Regions from separate parts of the Mus musculus genome. Here region 2 is linked to region 1. Evidence: chromatin loops called from intact Hi-C (ENCODE). Cell type or tissue: left cerebral cortex. All regions are shown on one strand.

Evidence for each region. Hi-C counts contacts between places; a loop is a spot of excess contacts. Peaks named below come from ENCODE experiments on the same cell type or tissue, not always from the same donor. Only the 100,000 strongest peaks of a DNase experiment are listed, where the experiment ranks them.
Region 2: it touches region 1 in a loop (7-fold over the local background); 3 of 42 quality-filtered maps call a loop at or near these places.

The regions. Positions count from the first base shown.
Region 1 is chr16:91,437,706-91,445,705 of GRCm38, reverse strand. No RefSeq gene overlaps it. Among named protein-coding and RNA genes, the nearest start is that of A930006K02Rik, 23 kb to the left of the region's middle. In left cerebral cortex, a CTCF peak has its summit at 4,025 (motif pointing right); DNase peaks (open chromatin) are centred at 2,163, 3,137 and 4,069; H3K27ac peaks cover 1,668 bases.
Region 2 is chr16:91,382,175-91,390,174 of GRCm38, reverse strand. Ifnar2 (interferon (alpha and beta) receptor 2) reads right to left here. Exons shown (of 9, transcript NM_010509.2): 2 at 6,222-6,314; 3 at 5,151-5,192; 4 at 4,110-4,233; 5 at 2,059-2,231. The coding sequence starts at 6,276. Among named protein-coding and RNA genes, the nearest start is that of Gm36587, 6.9 kb to the right of the region's middle. In left cerebral cortex, a CTCF peak has its summit at 4,344; no DNase peak of the experiment used is centred here; H3K27ac peaks cover 814 bases.

The DNA.
Region 1 (8,000 bases):
GGCTGTGACACTGTGATCGGCTTCCAGGCTGAAGCTGGTTTAAGGCAGGGACAGTGAACAGTGAGGGTCCCCTCATTTGGTTTAGCAAAAGCAGTTTGTCATTTTAAATAACCTTTTTTCCAGCTAGGAGTTCTTAGATCTAGTAGAAGAAAGGTGGGGCTGATTTTTAAAAACACAATATTCTGTGACCATTCATCTACCCTTATTGTAGCTTTCCTTCTTCCTTGCTTCATGGTGGGGGGAGGAGGGGATGGAGTGGCAACAAATGTCTCTGCTGGGCCTCCGAGTCTCACACACTAGCTCCCGGTGAAGACCTCAGCCTCAGCATACAGTCTTTATAAGAACTCCGAAAACTGAGCACAAACCAAACTCGGGTACACAGTAAGTCCTTAAGGTGGAAGACTCTTGACTCCTGAAGTTTATAAGTAAATCCTTAAGTCTGGTCTTGAGAAGCTTAGACCTGTGCAGTTGAGAATAGCTGTGAATCTCCAGCCTCCCACCTCACCCTTTTACCTCAGATTTTAAAACAAATCTGCTAACTAAAACAAAGGCTATAATTTTAGCAATCTAAAAAGTATTAAGATATTTTACATAGATGATGTAAAATTCTGGGTGACTTGCTATACACAGCTGAAACTGAAAACCAGCTTTGACTCAGCTTTAGGAAGTTATCGATCAGCCTGTGGCGGTGGTACAGAGCTCGAGACCAGCCTGATCTACAGAGCAAGTTCCAGGACAGCCAGGGCTACACGAAGAAACCTGTCTCAAGAAGAAGGAGAAAGAGGAGGAGAAAGGTGGGGGGGGGGGAGAAGGGGTGAAAGGAGGAAGAGGGGGAGGAGAAGAGGAAGAAGAAGAAGAAGGAGGAGGAGGAGAAGGAGAAGGAGGAGGAGGAGGAGGAGGAGAAGGAGAAAGAGAAGAAAGAGAAGAAGAAGAAAGAGAAGAAGAAGAAAGAGAAAAAGAAGAAAGAGAAGAAGGAGGAGGAGAAGGAGAAGGAGAAGAAGAAGAAGAAAGAAGAAGAAGAAGAAGAAGAAGAAGAAGAAGAAGAAGAAGAAGAAGAAGAAGAAGAAATGATGTAGCAGCAGTAATAGTAGTAGTCATTTATTGATCTTAGTTCTGCAAGGATGGGGGTGTCCAAGATTGAGGTGCAAGCAGATTGAATGTCAGATGAGGACCTAGTCTCATAGATGGTGCCTCCTGTTTGTCTTTGGATGGTTAGTGTCTGTTATAGAGAGACTGGTCCCAGCCATAGGACTCCATCCTTGTGGCTTCGTCACAGGTAACAACTACCTCTCAGTATACCAGGACTGGATTTCAACATATGCACCGTAGAGCTACAGCAACACCAAGACCTTCACATCAAAATAACCTGGGTAGCTACATTTGTTTTTATCTGGAATAGTTTTGTAAGACCACTGATGCTGGGCCTTCACTCAAGTCCCGGGATGAGCTGGCCAACACCCCAACATCTCGAGAGAAAACCACACCTGATGCAAACTGCAAGAGATTTTATTATCAGCTAGCTGAGGACGGAAGTCCCTCTGCCGTGCAGGGCAGGGGAGTTTGACCCCAGGGGTGACAGTAGGGGGCTTTTAACAGCTAGCTGAGGAGTTGGGAGGAGTTGGGAGGAGTTGGGAAGAGTGCTTCTCTTCCGGGTGTCCTTGGTGAAATTTACAAGGCAGGAGTGGGGAGTGAGTTCTTTCTGAATTTTTATCTCTGTGTCCTCGGCATAGGAAGGCAGGCATCTCTGGTTGTACAGTATAGAAACAAAAAGGCTTTTTGCAGGCTATAGAGAACAAAGAGCTTTTTTCTAGCTGTATTTTTAAAGATCAGGGAAAATAAGCTTGGGGAACATCCAGGGGCTGTACCTTCCAGGGAGAAACGCTCTAAGTCGGGGTCTCACAGTTTTTACTAGTTTTGTTTTTCTCTTGCATGTGTGCTTTGGCTAACTATAGTTTTTTTTGTGTGTGTGTCTTGTTTTGTTTTGTTTGTTTTTTTGTGTGTTTTTTTGTTTTATCTGCATGTATCAAAGACTCTACTCCACATGTTCACTTGTTGTGCCAAGAAAACTTCGGTTACAATTTTAAAAAGATACATTAATTCAGTCCTCATTCTGAGTACTAACTCTGTAGAATGAGTCATGCCAGGTGCTACCACACAGGGAGGAGTAGCAGCGACATAGAGAGCTGCTCCCCAGTAGCACTGGTGGGGCAGAAAGACACGGCTCCAAGGTGATCAAAGGCCTCTAAAAAGAAACGGAGTTAACTTCTGATTTCCTGAACAGGTCTGAGTACCGAGTGAATCCAGCTAGCTGAGAATTAAAAACAGAAGTAACCATTTCCCAGAAAACACTTGTCCAAGCCTACTGGGTTTAGCCCGAGGAGCTGTGGAATGAACGAAGGAGCCAGCTAGCTAGGGTTGTTTCCGCTGCAATTTATTTTGGGGTGTGTATGTGGTGGGGTGAGGTTTGCTGACAAGAGCGTGGTCCTGGGTGCCAGCAGGATCAGTGGATTCTCAATTTTGAGTTGCAATGGGGGCAGCATTAAGTAAAAGTGGCTAAGACAGACTTCATCCAAATGAGATTGCACCTGGTTTATCTTAAAGCCAGTATCAAAGGGGACAGGCACGTTCCTGGGACGGAGAGTGCCAGCGTCACTGTCCCCTAAAACTCTGCCTATGCTGCCAATGGTTTTATTTGTGGCTTGTTGGGGGAACTGTGCATGGAAAACTGACTAGGGCATTTCCATCCCCCTCCACCCCCATGGCTGCAAGGCTGACATCCATAGTGACAGAAAAATGGGGTGCTTTGAAGTTAATCCAGCCACTGGAGCAGGGGGCCCTGTGAAGAAGCACAGTGAACCTGTGGGCAACCCAGGCAACCCGGGGTTGCAGGCTAGAGCCAGCAAAGGAGGCCAGGGATGGGGAGGAGAGGGAGAGAGTTTGTGTCTTGGGCCTTCTGTAAACAGGAGGACACATTCTGCCAGGACATCTTGGTGTCCCAGAGGACACCCTGCTGGTGTTGACCGTGACCCTAACACCTTGAATACTCAGAAATTCTTTTGCCTTGCCTTTGGGGGTTCTTCCTGCCTCCACTCCCTGGCTGTGAAGTTAGCAGCTTTGCCCACATCCTATCAGCACAGCCAGAGCCTCAGCACAGCCACCCACACCATGCGGCTCCAAGGGCTCTGTGGCTGCTTGTTATTCTATGTGGGAGATCCCTGTAGAAGAATAGAGGACCTGGCAAATAACGAGCTTTTAATAGGTAGTGCTTTTTCATCAATATCACATTTAAAAAAAAAAAAAAAAACATGTTCAGTCAGGATGTGATGGTGCATGCCTCTTTTTTTTTTTTTTTTTTTCCGAGACAGGGTTTCTCTGTATAGTCCTGGCTGTCTTGGAACTCACTTTGTAGACCAGGCTGGCCTCGAACTCAGAAATCTGCCTGCCTCTGCCTCCCGAGTGCTGGAATTAAAGGTGTGCACCACCATGCCCGGCGATGCATGCCTTTTTATCTAGCTCTTAGAAGTCTCAGGCAGGAAAACCATGACTTCAAGCCAACCTGTGTTACGTGGTGAGACTATGCTACCTTAAGAGGCAAGAGAAAGAAAACAAGGTTCCAAGCACATCTACGAGGAAGACAACTGTTATCTTAATTCCCCAGACCTTAGAACTCATCTTTGAACTCCTGGATCTCTCCCTGTGAGGCCCCTGCAGGCTCCACAGGGGAGGCGCTCACGATGCCCTATCAGCAAATGCAGACAGCTTCTCAGATGGTTGGGAGCTGCATAGGCAGTGTCCCCTACCTTGGCACCAAGAATGTGACACCTAACGAACACCACCCTTTCTGTAAGCCTGGACAGAAAATGTTATTCATGAGAAAAATAGAGATTGCTGAGACCAAATACCAGCACCAGTTTGCAAGGCCTGAGCAAACTTTTAAAGGGTCTATTTGTTCTTATTTTATAAACATTTGCTTGAATGTATGCTGAGTGTGCACCACATGCATGCCTTGTGGCCAAAGAGGTCAGAAGAGGGCCTCAGCTCCCTGGAGCTGGAGTTACAGGCAGTTGTAAGCTGCCACGTGATTGCTGGGAAGTGAGCCCAAGTCCGCTTCCAGAGCCACGGGTGCTCTTGACTGATAAACCACCTCTCTAGCCCCAGAAGTCACTCTTTGATTTGATTAAACAAGCAAACATGACCATTCGAACGCTTGTTGGCTCACGTAGTCTTTTTGCTTTGGGATTTATTTACGTTATTTGTGTTTTTCTTTTGCCCCACCTTTTAAAGAAAAAAAGTCTTTTTCTCTCTTGTAGGAGTGGTCTTGTCTCTGAATAGTTCTTTTTAGTTCACTTTCACCTTTCCAGCAGGGGTTTAACCTGTCCACTGTGGCCATCTTAGACCTGGTAACTTGTGAGTGTGGGGGACTGCTTGCATAACTTTGGGTTCTAAGCTTGGCCAGCTTTCTTTACTAGGTACCAGTGATAACCTAGCCAGCTGAGACAGTCAACTGTGTTTCCAGGTATTTCCTCACGTCCCCTGGGGGACAAAACCAACTCCCATGGAGAAACACTTCTCTGGTAATGAGAGTGCTCTAGAAATTTGAACATAGTCAACTCCTGTGTGTTTCAGAGAGGTCACGTGTAATTACTCTTTTCCTCCCAAGCAACAAGAAGGCAGAGATCCTTGGATTTAAAATTTTCCCCTTCTGAGGCTAATGAGGCCTTAACCCCAGACAAAGAGCTTCAGACAGCGAAGGGATGTTGACAGTGGGAGTCCTCCCCGGGAAAGTGCGCAGCAATTTGTTATCCAGGACCAAGGGGCCAGCCCCGAAAATGTACATACAAATGCAATCATATAGACTGAGCAGGTCACATTTAGGAATACACACACACACACACACACATGTATACACAGACACATATACATATACACATGTAACAACATTTTTAAAAAGGAGAGACCATGAACTTGAAGGAGTGCAAGATGAGGAATACAGGGAGGTCCAGAGAGATGAAAGGGAAGGGCAAAATGTTGTGATTATATTATATTCTCAAAAATGAAAGAAAAATGAAATGATATAATTAAGCAAAAAGTTCTTTTCTTTCATTTTAGTTACTTTAAATAACTACAGTTGTTCAAAGTTAAAAAAAAAAAAACCAAACTGTATTTTTTAGATGGGTGTCATGTAGCCCAGGCTGGCCTCAAGTCCACTATGTAGCTCAGGTTGACCTTAGCTCCTATCAGTTTTCCAACTGTCTCTTGGGTGGGGTAAAGTATGGTCCACCATGCCTGGATTTTATCTTTAGTTGCAAAGCTGTCTCTATTTGTTGTGTAAAACATAAACATTTAAAATGTGTATGCATTATGAGATGACTAACTTAATTAACATAGGTATTATTCTATAGATAAGATTTAATGTTGCTATAATGTAAAATTTGTTCTCTTAGTGGCTTGCAAACAGTTTCATATTCATATTCTTGATCATGGGAATCAAGAGGACCCTGCTCCAATGCTATACTATAGAGGGCTTGTTTGAACTGTTGCTGTTTGATATAATGAACCAATATTTGTTTTGATTGGCCAGTGTACTTCCCAGGCTTTTCCTGTATTCGAAAATAGCACCCCTTCCCTCTGAGGTCAGTTTCCTTCTTCCTAAAATAATGCCAAAGATCTTTAATAAAGGTCCTTTGAAATCAAAGCCTCTCGCTTTTGTTTGTCTGAGTCTTCATTGTATTTCTTTTCCTGGCATTTTTGCAGTAATTTTCCTGAAAAAAAAAAAAAACACGCAGTAGCGTAAACAAGGCCAGGTGGACTGGGTTTGAATGCATTCAGGAGGAATTCCACCCCTCCAGGCCTCTCTGTAAGGTTGTGTTTCCCTTCAAGAAAGTCTGCCATCTCTGTTCTCCATATCCAGCAGGTTCACTCTCACGTGATCTCTCCATTTTTGCATCTTGAACAGATTGGGGTTTGAGATTTCTAACTTGTATCTATTGGCCATTTAGACACTGGCACTTTGCCTTTGCTGGATAGTTTGTCTGCTCTTCTCCGACTCTGGCTAGCCTCATGACAGAGCTCCTCTCTCCTTCCTTGTCTCGCATTGCAACTGTCTTTCTGTTCTCCTCCCTGCTCTGGAAAATCATTAGTCTTAATAGCAAGATGCTCTGCATACAGACAACACACTTTTGCCTAGAATATCCTAAATATTCTACTCTAAAGCTATTTAGTTAGACAACATTCTTAAGATATGATTTTAGGATAACTGTATTTCTGCAAAGATACAGTTTATGAAATGCTAGTCTCTTATACTGTGAAATATTTTTTAGGTGAGCGTCACATCAGGAGAGATGGCGCAGAGCAGTAGTTTGCTCTCTGGAATGTGGTGGGCCTCCACTGATCCATTGGAGGTGGTATGAGAAGAAAACAACAGACAAACAAACACACAGACAAACAAACAAACTGAGGTCTTCCTACCCCAAACTGCCTTTGAACTTGAAAGGAGACAACATCTTCCCTGGGTTGACAGCCTGGTGCTCTGTAGTGAGAATTTTGGTTTCTTTAAAAACAAAGAAATGTGATGGAAATATGTTTTTGTCCCAGGTATGGGATGTGGGGTTGCTTCCGGATGTTCACAGCAGCAGACTATGATTTACCTCGTGCTCTGGCAGGGTCATTTTGCCAGTTGCAAATAGTTTTTTGCAAGTATATGACATTTGGAATTATGGGGACTATTGAGAGAGTATATAAATGCAAGGGTCCTGATCCTGAGAGGGGTGTGGGTGCTGCTGCTGCTCTTCCCGCTGCTGTCTGCTGGATTCTGTCTGCTGTGTCTGCTGTCTGCTTTCTGCTGTCTGCTGTCTGCTATCTGCTGTCTACCTGCTGGATTCTGTCTGTTCTCTGCTGTCTGCTATCTGCTGGATTCTGTCTGTTGTCTGCTGTCTGCTGTCTGCTGTCTGCTGTCTACCTGCTGGATTCTGTCTGTTCTCTGCTGTCTGCTATCTGCTGGATTCTGTCTGCTGTCTGCTGTCTGCTGTCTGCTGTCTGCTGTCTGCTGTCTGCTGTCTGCTGTCTGCTGTCTGCTGTCTGCTGTCTGCTGGATTCTGGTTGCTGGTTGCTGGTTACTGGTTACTGGTTACTGGTTACTGGTTACTGGTTACTGGTTACTGGTTACTGGTTACTGGTAGGAGATATGCTGACTAAAAGATCAAATTTGCCCCAAGGAACTTGGTGGCCCTAATCAACAGGAAGTAGTCTAACATAACTGATGTCCCCCTTCCCCTCCAGCCTTCTTTCTCTCCTACTTAGTGTTGAGAGTCTGGAAGGGAGAAGCGAGGAGAAGGCTGGAGGAAATAAGAATCCATAAAATCACCAGAAGTCCAGCTACAGTGGTCTGCCCTCGAGATTTGGGTCTTGCTGACTCTCACAAATGCATGAGCCAGTTCCCTGGAACAAATGTCTGTGTTTATCTTGGGAAACTTTGACTGACATCTTCCTCTTTCTGCTGGGTTCCCAATTCTCTCTCTCTCTTTTTTTTTTAAAGATTTATTTATTCATCATATGCAAGTACACTGTAGTTGTCTTCAGATACACCAGAAGAGGGCATCAGATCTCATTACGGGTGGTTGTGAGCCACCATGTGGCTGCTGGGATTTGAACTTCGGACCTTTGGAAGAGCAGTTGGGTGCCCTTACCCACTGAGCCATCTCACCAGCCCCCCAATTCTCTTTGTTTCTGGTAGTGAAGTCGATGTCTGACTGTCTAGACTTCAACTTTCAGACTTTTCATTTCTGAATGTATTCTCATCACCCGAAGATCCAGTCAGTCATTTCTTAGCCTGCTGCAGATGATAGGGATTGCTCTATCTCTTTTCTAAACAAAATTGTACATTCCTGTGTGGGGGTGCGGCTCAGCGGGTAACACGCTTGATACCCGATATGAAGACCTGATTTCAAAACTCCCAGGGCTGATGCAAAGAATGGTACAGTAGAGCACAGCTATAATTCCAA
Region 2 (8,000 bases), 56 kb after region 1:
TTAACTGCAGAGCCAGCTCTCCAGTCCTGTTGGTCATTTCTTTATAACAAATTATTAGAGAGGAATTCTGAGTCACGTGAGAAAGGTTTTAAATTTTATTCTCTCTCTCTTTTGATGTAAGTACATCTATTTAAGGTAACCGTTTAAAAAAATTAAATTTTTTTTTTTTTACATTTTTAATTTATTTTGTTTTGTGTTTGAGTATGTGTAAGTGTATGGGCCACTCTGTCACAGCACATGTGTGAATGTCAGGGGACAACTTGTAGGGATCAGCTCTCTCTCTCTACCTTGTGGGTTCCCAGGGACTGAACTCAGGTCATTAGGCTTGGTGCTAAGTGCCTTTACCCACTGAGCCATCTTGTTGGCTTATGTTACTTTAAAACAAAACAAAACAAAACAAAAAAAGAAAACAAAATATATTGCTGGATCTGTTCAGAAGAAATATGTCAAAGAATGATGTCTGTCTTTTTTTCCTAGTCCTGGGGGGTTTGTTTGGTGTTTTTATTATTAGATATTTTTTAATTTACATTTCAAATATTATCCCCTTTCCTAGTTTCCCCTCCAAAAATCCCCTATCCTCACCCCCTCCCCCTGCTCCCCAATTCACCCACTCCCGATTCCTGGTCCAGACATTCCCCTATACTGGAGCATAAAATCTTCACAGGACCAAGGGCCTCTCCTCCCATTGATGACCGACTAGGCCATCCTCTGCTACATATGCAGCTAGAGCTATAAGTCCCACCGTGTGTTTTCTTTGGTTGGTGGTTTAGTCCCAGGGAGCTCTAGGGTTACTGGCTAGTTCATATTGTTGTTCCTCTGAGGGGGCTACAAACTCCTTCAGCTCCTTGGGTACTTTCTCTAGTTCCTCCACTGGGGACCCTGTGCTCCGTCTAATGGATGACTGTGAGCATCCACTTCTGTATTTGTCAGGCACTGGCAGAGCGTCTCAGGAGACAGCTATAGCAGGCTCCTGTCAGCAAGCTCTTGTTGGCATCTGCAATAGTGTCTGGGCTTAGTGGTTGTTTATGGGATGGATCCCCAGGTGGGGCAGTTTCTGGATGGTCATGCCTTCAGTCTCTGCTCCGAACTTTGTCTCTGTAACTCCTTTGTTTGTTTGTTTGTTTGTTTGTTTGACACATCATCTTGCTATGTAGTCTTGGATGGCTTCCTACTTTCTATGTAACATTAGGCTGACCTCAAACCTCTGTACTCCTCCTGTGTCAGGCTCATGGGTGCTGAGATTGCAAGTGTGCACCACCACATCTGGTGGCCTTAGGTTTTAGTATCTTTTTTATATTTAGGATTTGGATCATGAAAAATACTTATTACTTTAATATATATTCTTTATCACGATCTATAAGCTGTGCTTTGATTTTTTTTTTCTGTGAGTGCAATGCACAGATGTGATTGTTGATCCAAACAATCACACCCCTGGGACAACCTCCACACCCCTGGGATGACCTCCTAAGACTGACTCATGATCTGGTCATGGTTTCAACCGTTGTCATTTTCCCAAGTATGTACGAGTGCACACACCTGCTGAAACCAAAAAAACGTTACCATGGAAACCAGTTATAAATTTAGTCACTGAAAACACAGTGGAGCTGGAGCCACTAGCATAAGTGCTCAGGACATGGGAAGATAGAAGGGTCACCCCACTCCTGGGCCCCACTTGCCTTGTGAGCTGAGTGCCCTAAGTGTTCATATATATAGCCTTCTTGACTTACAGTCTCAGGTGGTGGACAGAAAGATACTGCCCTAAAGAGATGTGATGGTATAGAAAGACCCATGCAAAGCCTCTGCCTGCTTCCTGCCAGGTTGTAAAGTGAACAGAAAGACAGCAACAATTACCTCTGAAAACCTGCCTTATACACGTGCCGAACAAAAACCTGAGAAGCTAAGGTTATGAACCCATTTTCTAGATCGGAAAGCTGAGGCTCTGAGCAACCAAATGGCCACATAAGGTAGGGCCAGGAGTCAGGCCAGCTCTCCAGCCAAACACCTTCCTCGTTCACAGCAAACCACTGATGAGGTTGAGAGACACAGACACCCACTCACCGTTTGCAGGCACGATGTAGTCTGAGCAGCGGCACACGGTCAAGTCCCCTCTGTGCACTATGACGATGGCGACGACGTAGCTCTCCATGCCCTCCAACCACTTATCTGTCACGTCACATGATGACTTCGTGGTATCTGAACAGTTCTTAACCTTCGTCAGATTTTCGTCTTTGCTTTGGAGGGGGAAAGATTGAAGAAGGAAAGACGAACATGCGTGTGGTGAGAATCCGTTTCCTGTGCCTCATATCTTTTATGATGGCTAAAAGAAATGGTTTGTAGGCGTTGCCCAGATATCCCACAATCACATCATTCTAAAACTGAACACATTCAACTTCGCAAACCCCTACCCACCCACCCACTTCTAATCTCTTCTGGATTTGTTTTCCCTTAATGGTTCATCCCCAACTGAGTCATTATACTTTTATTGTTTAATAGATAGAATCTACTGCATGCATATATGAAGGGAGGGAGGGAGGAAGGGAGGGAGGGAGGGAGGGAGGGAGGGAGGGAGGGAGGGAGGGAGGGAGGGAGGAAGGAGCCCTGGGTTTGGGCTTTTCTCGGCCTGGGCCCCAGACTTCCCTCCCTAGGATAATTAGCAGTGCTTTCTTTGAGATGTGTCTCTGGCTGAAGGTCACATAGCCTTACATCTTAAGTCAGAATTCTGTTCATTTAGGGACATCAGGGACAGCTGATTCACCAAGCTTGGGAAAGTAAGGGAGTGTGCTAGTTAGTTCCAACTGTCAACAGGAGATAGAAGAGAACCCAGGGTTGAAGGATTATCTAGGTTCGCCTGTGGGCATGTCTGCAGGTGACCATCTCCATGGTTAACTGTAGGGTGGCTGGCAGCCTTCTGTGGGTTGGGCATTGGATTGTGTAATGATGGAAAGCTAGCTGGGTAGTTTGCAAGCAAGGGAGCCCAGCATGTATCCTCTCTCTGCTCAGGACTGATGGGATACCTGAAACTCCTGCCTTGAGTTCCCTCGACAACCACCCGTTGCTTCCCAAGTTCCTTTTGGCCAGAGTATTTTATCACAACCACAGAGATGAAACCAGAACGCGCAAGCTAGCGATATGTGTGATCATCAGCAGAGGAAATGTGAGTTTTGCAGGAGGAAGGCAAAGTCACAAGACACTCATGCTTTCTCCTGGCTGGTATAACCGTTGGAGTTATGATATACAAGAGAATAGACAGTTTCGGGCCAGGGCTACAGGACTTACATCATAGATACACTCTCTCCAAAGAGCTACTGAGAAAAGCAAGGACTTCGGAAAGCGGCTGTTGTTTGTGGGCAGAGGAGGGCCAAGGTGGTCCCTGCCAATTCCATCCTTATCCCCATAGCAATGTTTAGGCAAAGACAAAAACTCTGGGCTAAATATTAAGCAGTCCAGTGATCTAGTGGCTTTGGACCCAAGCTTGCCAAGTAGGGCTTTCTGGAGTATACCTTGTCTCCATGAGTAAAGAAACAGGGACATAAACCACCAATATGGTCACGAGACCTTGAGCCTGATGGAAATTCGGACTTGTAAACTCTAGAGTGACCTCGGAGGAATCACTGTGCAAACTGCAAACTGCCAGGATTTGGCTTATAAACACAAGCTTGGCTCCTGCTGCAATAGCTTTGGGCTACAGAAGAATTTAAATTAATTAGGAAAGGATAGGTGTTTTGACTTTGGCCTTTTATGAGTCAGAAAACAAAAAAAACAAAACAAAACAAAACAAACAAACAAACAAAAAACCCCAACAAGACAGAGAACTGGAAAGATGGCTGGCCAGATAACCTAGCAAAAAACTCAAGCCCAGTGAGAGAGACTGTGTCAAAAAATAAGGCAGAGAGTGATTGAGGAACTTCCAGTGTCAACACACACACACACACACACACACACACACACACACACACACACCCCTCCCCAAAACATGTAAGTTAACCTAAAAAGTTCTGGGGCAGGAAGTATGCCTAGCGAGGGGAGAAACCATGCAATGGAGGAGAGGTAACATACTCAGTGAGAGAGAGAGAAAAAACAAAAAACACAAAAAGGCCACGCCAACTGACCTCATGACTGTGTACCAGAGGGTGTAGTTAGCGGGTGGGCCAGACTTGTTCTCTAATTCCCAGGATAAAATTAGCCGGGAATTTCGTATTGTTATGTTTATAGTGCAAGGTTCATCTGGATACCCTAGAAAGAACAGGAGGCAACGATGAGAAGAAACGATGAGAAGAAACGATGAGATTTGGAACTAGGGTGGCACTCCCTTAGGAGCTCGGACACACACGGCTCACAGGCAAGCCCTAGTGGAAGCATTCTGGCACTTAGACCAAGCAGGAAGTCCACTGGACACGGGAAGTGAAGCAATTCAGTTGATTAGTGACAACTTATTATCAGGGCAGGAAAACTAACAAATGGGAACTCGGCACCCTGTAAACACAGGACAAAGGGCTTCTCTGAACTGTTTTGAGTTCACGGATTCAAAATATTCCTCTCTCAACTGGCCCATAAACTGCTGTGCCACCCACCCCTCTCCCCCTCATTCCTCCCTCCCTCCCCAACTGTCCCTCTTTCTCTCTCTCCCCCACACTCTCCCTTTTCTGTCTCCCTCCCTCCTGAAGTCTCTCCCCATTATCCTTCCCTCCCCACCCCCCTCCTTCCCACCCTTGATCTCAAATCCCCACTGCATTTTTATTCCCCTCATCACACAAAGGAGAACAAATTTCAGTTGAAGAAATTTATTTTCCTTTGCCTGAAACTAATCTGTAGACGATTGGAAATTAAAGAGACATTCGTCTGGACCCTGTTCTGTTTTCTTCATCCTTTTCTTAGTGAGCTGAAAAGCTTCAGTGTGCCTTTAAGAGGGCCTCCTAATAATCACTAGTGCTTTTTTTGTTTTTGTTTTTGTTTTTGTTTTTGTTCCCTCTTATAATAGTTTAGAGCACAAATAATGAAAAACACCCTTAGCTCCTCTACCTAGAAAGGATTCCAATAAACTGGTCAGCATATCTGGGGTCAGAAATCAAACTCCCCCCCCCCTTTCCTGCCTGTTAGCCAGATACTTTGACCCTTACATTAAATTCAGTCAAGCTCAGAACAGTTCTTACCATCAAAAGCAGACGGTGTGATAGTCTCTAGGCTCGCAGACACTAGAAGGAAGCACAACAGATTACAACAGGGCTTGTTACGGGCCCAGACTGTCAACATTACTCTAAATGTAAGGCTCTATGACATACATGTGCTACTTAAGGGTTGAGATTTTCTTGTGCTAACAAAAATCCTGTGGAGAGTATGGATGCTCTTGGGTAATGTGGTATGGCCGACATGACACGTGTGCCATCTGAAGGTGGCAATCGGGGCGGATGTAAAGTGAGGCCGCTGGGACTTGACACAAACGGCAGGGGTTGGAAGGGTTGAGAGAGTGTCTGAGAAGTGGCTGTCTATGTGACACATTTCTCGGAACAGAAATAAGCACGCTGTTAATTAATACATTTAAAGTAAAGATATTTAACAAGAGTGGCAGATGAAGAGAGGGTATTTGTGATTGGAGTTAGTGAGTGTCGTCCCTTAGAGTAGGGATGGGCAAGAGGGGTCATTTGTTTCCTGATCTTGCAGTGACTTACAGGGAGTAGAGTTCCTGGTATTTTTTAGAAACCATAGGCGGGACACATTAACTGTGGATGTCCACACTGAGACATTTGTCATACTCCTGGATCCGCTGAGGACAATGAATGGGAGAGATGACATTGTGGAATTCAAACAGTTCAGAGGAAGGAACAGAAAGGACGTGAAGAAATACAGATATAGAAAAGATAAGGGCTAAAAAGAAAGGAAGAGTATAAATCAATGTGTAGGGATGGATTTTTCAAGTTAGTTTATATGGGAAGAGATAAAGGGATGGCCACCTTCTAAACGCCACCGGGCGTGAGATTCAGGGTGTGCAGAGCCGCAACCCTTTGAATTATAAACAAGGCCGTTTCCTGAATATGGCTGTAGCCTATATTATTCTGGCTTAGCTAAAATGAAGGGGAAGACCCCCGTGGGGTGCCTGATGCTGGCCGTGCTGATCTGGGTTCTCCAGATATGGACATCAGTGTGCTGCTCCACACCAGGGCTCTCTGTGATGACAGAAACAGAGGCTTTCTCCTCTAAGGGCTGTGCTGAGAAGTAGCCCTTACCCACAAGACACAAGCTGAGGAGACCGACGGCAGAGACGGTGCACCGTGAACGCATCCTGCTCAGCTCTTAAGTCCGTTTTTCTGCTCTCACACCTGAAAGAGATCAATATTGAGTTGGTCAAAACTCAGAAGCACCCAATTATATTGTAATTTACATGATAGACACATACACGCTAACGAGAGACGAGTAAGAACGAGCCAGATTTAGCTGCAGATGCGGCCCCGTGGTAGCCCTGGATTGGTTAGGATTAGGGTTAAACTTGCATGAGTTTACTGTGCGTGTCACATCTGTCCTCTAAGCAGAGAGGTGGGGGAAAGGTCAGGCATTCAAGGTCATCCTCGGCTACATAGCAAGTTTGAAGCCAGCTAGAGGAGCTACCTGTCTTTAAAAATAAATTAAAAAGTAGCCAAATTCTGGTTTCAGTCCTTCCTTGATCCCTGGGACTTGCTTAGCTCACCTTCCGCTGTGGTATCAATCCCTAGTTAAAACGACTTAAAACCAAAAAAACCAAAAAACCAAAAACTTAAATTTTGAACAGGCAATAGGCATTTGGTTAATTTCAGTATTAAATAATTAAATCTTAAAAATTTAATTATGTCTCTGTGTGGGAATGTGCACGTGTGCGCATTGTTGCCTGTGGAGGCTTAAGCAGTTGAAGGGGTTATAGGCAATTATGGCCATCCTACATTGCTGTGGAGACGTTCGAGCCCAGGCTGGCTCGAACCTGAGAGAGCCTCTTGCCTCAGCTTCCCAAACGCTAGGACTACAGACAGACACCACCATTCTGGCCAAACGCATTTCCCTCTTCTTTCAGGCAAGAGGTAGACTATACAGCCCCGTTCTACCTAATTTTTCTTTGCCTAATAAATTTGGGAAGCCTTCCAACCAAAGACAATTTTCTTGTTTTTTGACATAGTTGCACAGCATGACTATATGTACATGAGACCCCTTACCGTAATGTTACCGACATTACGGTAGCCACCCCTGACTCTCCTGTCTTCCCCGCTAGGATGGATTAGACTTGCTCAAACTGTGAACCAGATAACTCTCTCCTTGGAGTTGCTTCTGGCCGGGTATTTGGTTACAACAGGGGACAAGGCAACTCATACAGAAAACTCGCAACAAGTGCAGCCTTTGCTCTTACAAACTTGACCGTGTGGTTCCTAAGCCTTGGGAATGGGTTTTTGGGAGGAATGTGGAAGATTTTGGAGCCGTTGGTTATAGAAGCTTTTAAGTGCCTCTGAAGGGCTTAAAGCTTTAAAGACCAAAAACGTTCTCAGCCATACACACAGTAAAGACTGTCCTCTCTAGCTTCATAGAGGAACAAGAACTCTTTGGGGAAGTTGGCTCGAGGTCATTTGTGCTATTATCGGGCAAAGAATCTGCCTGTGTCCTGAGAATCTGAGCAGGCTGAGAGGGGAGTGACATTAATTTGTATGGAGAAGGGCATCTGAATTAAAGATGGCGTGCTCGTGCAGGCTGTCATGGCTACTGCTCACAACCTTATCCGTGTCTATGGTGAGGGAGTACAGTGAGGTGGAAACACGGGAACAACATGGAGTCTGGCAAGGAAGGGGGTGGATTTAAAATTGCTTGCAGGCAAAGTGGGTGTGGCCGAAGCATTGGTAACTGTTACAGATGCTGCCATACCAAAGAGAAACCCAGGGACTTTGCCCTAGGGTTGTAAGAAAGTCATCTGGCTGATTAGATGTCACCTACTGAGAGTTCCAGGTGAACAATACTTTTCGTATGAAAAGAAAGCAACCGAAGAGGTAGAA